Linked DNA regions of Mus musculus: region 2 is linked to region 1. A link is a contact called in ENCODE Hi-C or POLR2A ChIA-PET data. All regions are on one chromosome and are shown on one strand. Each heading gives the region's core, a stretch centred on a gene start or an enhancer-like site at or near the end of the contact. The rest is flanking DNA. Distances are from core to core; before and after follow the strand shown.

Region 1 (2,817 bases), core at 139-2,638:
TTTTCAGTGGTCAGTCAGAAAATACTAAAGGGGCCCTGAAAGAACTTTACTGTTGGTGACCATAGCTGGAGAGCACATTAGGGCTAGCATTGTAGGAAATTCATTCTAAGTTGGTGGCAGGGCACATGCACAGATCCCTAGGTATTGCAGAAGTCTCTGTGACTATACCTTTGCAAATATACTCTCAGTTACCTGCTTTGACAGCAGATGCTGCTAAGCTTCTGGTATTTTCCATGTATTTTGCAATTACTTCTAACAGCACACTGTACCTGTGAAAACCCACTCTAAGTAATACATGTGGAGTATGGCTGGCCTTAGGCTGCCTGGGCTCAAAGCTTAGCTGTGACTTGTCACCAGGCTCAGTCCTCTCATCTGTAAAATGGGAATCATGATTGGTTCTCTCAGGAGGTAAGCAGCTGAAGGCTGACTACCTGGAGCCAAGAGGCCCACATAAGTCTGAAGTAATAAAAGCTCTCCTCTCTCCTTGCTTGGAAAACAGACCAGGATTCTTGTAGGGGGTTGGGGGACCAGTTGTCTTTCTCTGTTTATTTTATTTTTCCAGAGTGGGAGTGGGGAAGAGCTTTGGGTCTTAAAATAACATCTGTGTAGAGTAGTGCTGCCTCTCTGTGCAAACCTGTGAAAAGCTGTGGGAGAGATTGCCACCCCGGTGGTCCCTCTACCCAGGGCCTGTAGGTGACCCAGCCTACTTCCTAAAAACAAAGCCCACTGCATAACAATGCTGGAGGGAGGCTTTTGTTAAAAAGGCTGCTCCAACTCTCCCCTCTCTCTATTCCCAAACACCTCACTGTGCTAAGCATTCACAGACCGTGTGTTTTTGTTGTTGTTGTTGTTATTTAGTTTGTTTTAGTTTCTGAAGTGCCCTTAGGCAAGTCCTGAAATGGAATAAAATGTATCTGAGTAGATGTGTCTGCTGCAGGGGGTATCTTGAGCAGCTGGGACTTGGGGGGTCTACTTGGGAGGTGTCTGGTGTGCAGTGAGGCTGGTGGGGGTATTGGGGAGAGCACCCCCCAGGCAGTGCTCAGCTCCAAGTCTGGGTCACCAGGGCCCTGTCTTCTCTTCCAGCATGCTTACCTCTTTACAGCTGTAGCCAAACTGTCAGGTCTATAATGATGGTTTTGATTACAGCGGCCAAGCCCAGCTGTGTGTGGTGAGCTGGTGGGCTCGCCCATCCCCCAAGCCCAGAAGGCTCACTCTTTCCCGCCCAGGGCTTGCGGTTTGTCATCTGTTCTCACAGAGCCCCACAGAGCCTCCCTGTGTCGGCCTGTGGCTTCCTGTTCTCAAACTGATCCAAATTTCCCCTGTGAGGTATTTCCTTGTGCTCCCTCTCCTCCACACAGCCCTCCACTCAGAAGGAAGGGTGGCAGGGAGGAAGAGAACAGGGGGAGAGTGAATAGGTGCTGGCTGTGATCTTTACATGGCCTGGCAGCAGGTCCCACAGCTTGTATTAGCTGCACAAGTCAAACAGATGGATCAGATTGACAGAGCTGTGTTCCCTCACCCTGGCTCCAGGGGCAGCCAAGTTGGGAGCTTGAATGTGATTTTTTTTTTCTGCTTGGGGTGGATTTTCTGGTCTTGGTGAGGAACTCCTGACCTATCTCCCTGTGTGGCGTGAAATGGTTAATGGATATGGTCTGTGTCTTTTCCCCTTGCTTTCTCTTGCTACAATTAGTCAGGAAGAAGGGTGGGGGGAGGCCAACCTGGCACTTGGGAGGCAGGTGGATTTGTTAGTTCCAAGCTAGCCTGATCTACATAGTGAAGTCAAGGTGCAAGCCAAGCAGAGATACATAATGAGACCTGCTCTCTCCCTCCCTTTCCCACTCTCTCATTCAGTCTTCCTTCCTTCCTTCCTTCCTTCCTTCCTTCCTTCCTTCCTTTCTTTTGGAGAAGACAGGGTTTCTCTATACAGCCATGGCTGTCCTGGAACTCACAGATCTGCCTGCCTCTGCTTCCTCCGTTTTGCAATTAAAGTCATGAACTGCCGTGCCCTCCTCTCCTTTTCTTCTTTTTGCTTGTTTTCTTTAAAAGATGTGTGTGTGTGTGTGTGTGTGTGTGTGTGTGTGTGTGTGTGATGTGCGTGTAGAGGCCAAAAGAGACAGTTATCTCTAGAGTTGGAGTTGCAGGCAGTTGTGTGCCCTCCAGAGTGGATTCTGGGGTCTGAACTTGGATCCACTGGAAGAACAGCAGCTCTAAGCCATCTGTCTTGTTCCTGGGCTTTCGTTCCTTAGTTTAAGTAAAGTGTGTGTGTTTTATTCTTCCCTCTGAGCATCTTTTGATTAGCACCACAGTTCATTCACTAGCAGATCAGGAGTCCTTCCTTAAGTGAGAGAAAACTGCAGACAAGTCGCCTACCCTGCCTCCTGTCCTCAGCCTAATCCCTCTGGACCAAAGCTCTCAGGCCAGGTTTTAATGTGTTGCACATGTTTCTGTTTCTAGGACTTCAGGATGCATTTGACAGTGACTGGGAAACTGGGAGGATCATGCCAAACAATTATAAAAATGGATCAGATGACGGGGTCCTCGCTTACAAACTCCTGGTGCAGACTGGCAGCCGAGACAAGCCCATCGACATTAGTCAGGTATTCCCGATGTTTCAGGACACTGAGCAGTTATTACATCTAGGCAGCTGACCCATGGAATAGGGCTGGCAGTGTATAATCCCACCTTGTGTCCCATGAGAACCTGAAGTGATAGGAGATGGTAGGAAGAAGCTTGAACTGGCTCTGAGCTAGCCAGAAAACTTCCCTTTCCCTGCCTGTCAAGCAAGAGGAGGGGACAGACAGGTGTTGCCTCTAACAC
Region 2 (2,817 bases), core at 209-2,708, 37 kb before region 1:
AGGATCCAGACGAATTCCAAATATCAGGAAATCTCTCATTTCCATTTCTCTGGCCTGCTGAAAAGATTTGCTTTTTATATATTAAAAATTCAAATAAAATAGCAGACTTGTCTGGAGTCTCCTTATAGACGTTTTCAAATTGGACTGTATTGTGTATTGGAGGGGGGCGATAGAGGAGTGAGAGGGGTTTTTAAAAGGGCTGGCTTTTCCCAACATCCTTGCTCGCCTCTTTAACTTTCCATTTTGTTTATCTTAATACGAGGCGTTGTTCCCTGCGAGAGTCTAAGTCTTGCCTTTGGTTATAAAAGAAAAGAGGAGAAAAAAAAATTGGCACACACTGGCGCACTATCCACCACCCTGTCATTATTGGTGCAGGCCTGGGAATTCAAGCCGGACCTCCCAGTATTTGCTGCAGCTTGAGGCCAAAGTGCCTCTAAAAGGGTTTTCTTTGAGGAATCTCAGAAATTGTTTAAGCGCTTAAAAAAATATATTACCTATCCCTCATGTCTATTGCGAGGCAAATGCTCCTGTACGTGTGAGTGTGTGCGTGTGTATGTGTGTCTGTGTGTGTGTGCGCGCGCGCTCGCAAAAGGCGTCTCGAAAAAGAAGACACTGTTGAAAAGAAAAGAAATAAGAAAGAAAGGAGGGGGGAGCATTCCTTAATGGAAGTATTGCATGCGAGAGGGTTGGCGCTGAGCGAGCGCCCCCCCACCCCCAAGCCTGGGATGCACACACGGGGGTTGCCTACCTGGGTGGTCTCTCTACTTTGGTGAGCTGTTGCTAAGCAGCTAATAATAGTCATGTTTGCTGAGTAATTTCTGCCCTCCAAGAGCCAATCGCGTTGCAGAAACCCAAGCCATCTGACAGCCCCGGGGGCGGGAGTTCCAGCCTTTTTCTCTTTCGCTCGCTCTTTCCCCCTCCACCCCCTCCCCTCCTCCTCCTCTTTCTCCAAATGGAGAGAGTTCTTTTTTTTCTTCTTCCATCTCATCTATTGAGTCAAGGAGCTGCTGCGGCCGCTGCCCGCTGCACACACACAGAGCGGAGTCCCCAGGTCCCGGTAGCGAAAGAAGCGCGCGGCGCGGGGGCAGAATGGTCCAGCGGGTCGGTGAGGAGAACAAGAAAGCAGAGTCCGGGACCGAGCAGCCACCGCGAACCCAGCAGCCAGAGAGCGACCAGCCGTTTCAGAAGCCGCCACCGCCAACTCCAGCCGCAGCCGCAGCAGCACCAGCAGCAGCAGCGGCAGCCCCGGCCCGGCATCGTTGAGACTCGCCGGGTACCGTCGCGTCGCCCGCAGCGGGCGCCGAGGGAGCCGGCGCGAGCGGCGGGGGTCTGCGCGCGCCTTCTGCCGTGAAGGGGTCGCGGCGCGGGGCGGGGACGTCTGGGGGGGACTTGGGGACCGCGAGGCGCGCCCTGGAAGCGCCGGCTCTCGCCTTCCCGCGAGCTGGATGTGGGCAGCGGCGGCCGCAAAGACCTCGGGACTCACGCGCAATGTGGCAATGGAAGGCGCAGGGTCTGAGTCCCCGGCAGCGGCCACGGCCGCAGCACCCGCAGCGCCCGCCGTGTGAGCGGCAGCAGCGGGTCTGTCACCCGGAGCCGGAGTCCCCGGCGGCCAGCAGCGTCCTCGCGAGCCGAGCGCCCAGGCGCGCCCGGAGCCCGCGGCGGCGGCGGCAACATGGCCTCGGCTGGTAACGCCGCCGGGGCCCTGGGCAGGCAGGCCGGCGGCGGGAGGCGCAGACGGACCGGGGGACCGCACCGCGCCGCGCCGGACCGGGACTATCTGCACCGGCCCAGCTACTGCGACGCCGCCTTCGCTCTGGAGCAGATTTCCAAGGTGCACTTCTGTCCCCTCCTCCCTCTTCACTTTTCCCTCTTCTTCCTCCTTGGGATCCCTGCCACACAGACACACACACACACTCCTGAGAAAGCAGCAGACAAGTGAAGGTTGAAAAATTCAAACCCTCCCTCCGGACTTTGGAGGAAAGGGCTGTCTGAGGTCCGCAGGGGGTGGAGGGGTGCCTGTGTGTGTGCGTGCGTGTGTGTGGTGTGTGCGCGCGCACACGCCCTCCCTGGTGTGCCTTTTCCGGAGCTTTGGAAACCGTCCTGAGTGGACCACCTCCAGGGCGGCCGCAATGCGGCACTGCCTTCGGCCCCAGCGCCTTTCTCCCGCGCCCCTGCCCACGGTTGCAGCCTAAAGTTCGGCGTTGCCACATTTCTTAACCTCTTTGAGGGGGAGGCGGAGTGGAGAGAGGCGGAGAGAGACAGAGGGGAGGGAGCCAAAGTAAAGGTGGTTTCCTTTTTTGGCAGCCGGTTCTGCTTTCGTTGAGCTTGAAATCTCTGCTCCCTTAAAAATTATTCTCGGGAGAGGACGTCCCCTCTCTTCCAGGTCTTGGGCCGCCTCTTCTCCCAGCCTGCCGGGGAGGGGGGCAGTTGTAAACAAGTTGCCACCTTAAATCTTCGGTACGGGTGTGCGGAACGGCCGGGTTCATTGTGTTTACGAGGCTGGCTGAAATGTGTGGAATCCGGGGAAGGCAAGCACCTAGCCTGGGGCCCGCAGGGGCCCTGGCCAGCACCCCGGGCTCCGCCGCCCGGAGAGCAGCCTGCGCCCAGCCAGGACCCCCGCCGGCGCCGGCCTGGGCCTCTTCCTTGTGCACTCGGCTATTTTAAAGAGTTCACCAGGAGGGAATGGGAGAGGGAGGAAAGATCCTTGTGGCCGCCCTCTTCCGAGCACAAATAGTGTAAGTTGTAGATGGCTGCCGCATTTCCTAACTGAGCTCCCGCGGTGTCTCCTAAGGCTGTGGAAAAGAGTGTGGACCGAAC

The links. A loop is a pair of places that touch in the nucleus more often than their neighbours do. ChIA-PET counts read pairs that join two places held with the same protein, here RNA polymerase II (POLR2A).
Region 2: a map of heart shows a loop between it and region 1 (2.1-fold over the local background). The contact joins the promoter of Ptch1 here to the enhancer-like site in region 1. A Hi-C loop is called at or near these places in 3 of 37 maps with a recorded cell type or tissue (heart, left cerebral cortex and v-Abl transformed pro-B cells). POLR2A ChIA-PET finds 5 or more read pairs at or near these places in 4 of 5 experiments (Patski and embryonic stem cell).

What each region holds. Positions count from the first base shown.
Region 1 is chr13:63,526,927-63,529,743 of GRCm38, reverse strand. Ptch1 (patched 1) reads left to right here. Exons shown (of 24, transcript NM_008957.3): 16 at 2,455-2,597. Among named protein-coding and RNA genes, the nearest start is that of Ptch1, 37 kb to the left of the region's middle. Within about 2 kb of position 1,388, at least 1 of the 3 ENCODE cell types and tissues checked has a DNase peak (open chromatin) inside an H3K27ac peak, as active enhancers do; it is heart, where a contact is called at or near this core.
Region 2 is chr13:63,564,376-63,567,192 of GRCm38, reverse strand. Ptch1 (patched 1) reads left to right here and starts at 1,458. Exons shown (of 24, transcript NM_008957.3): 1 at 1,458-1,831. The coding sequence starts at 1,673. RefSeq lists an enhancer at 720-899.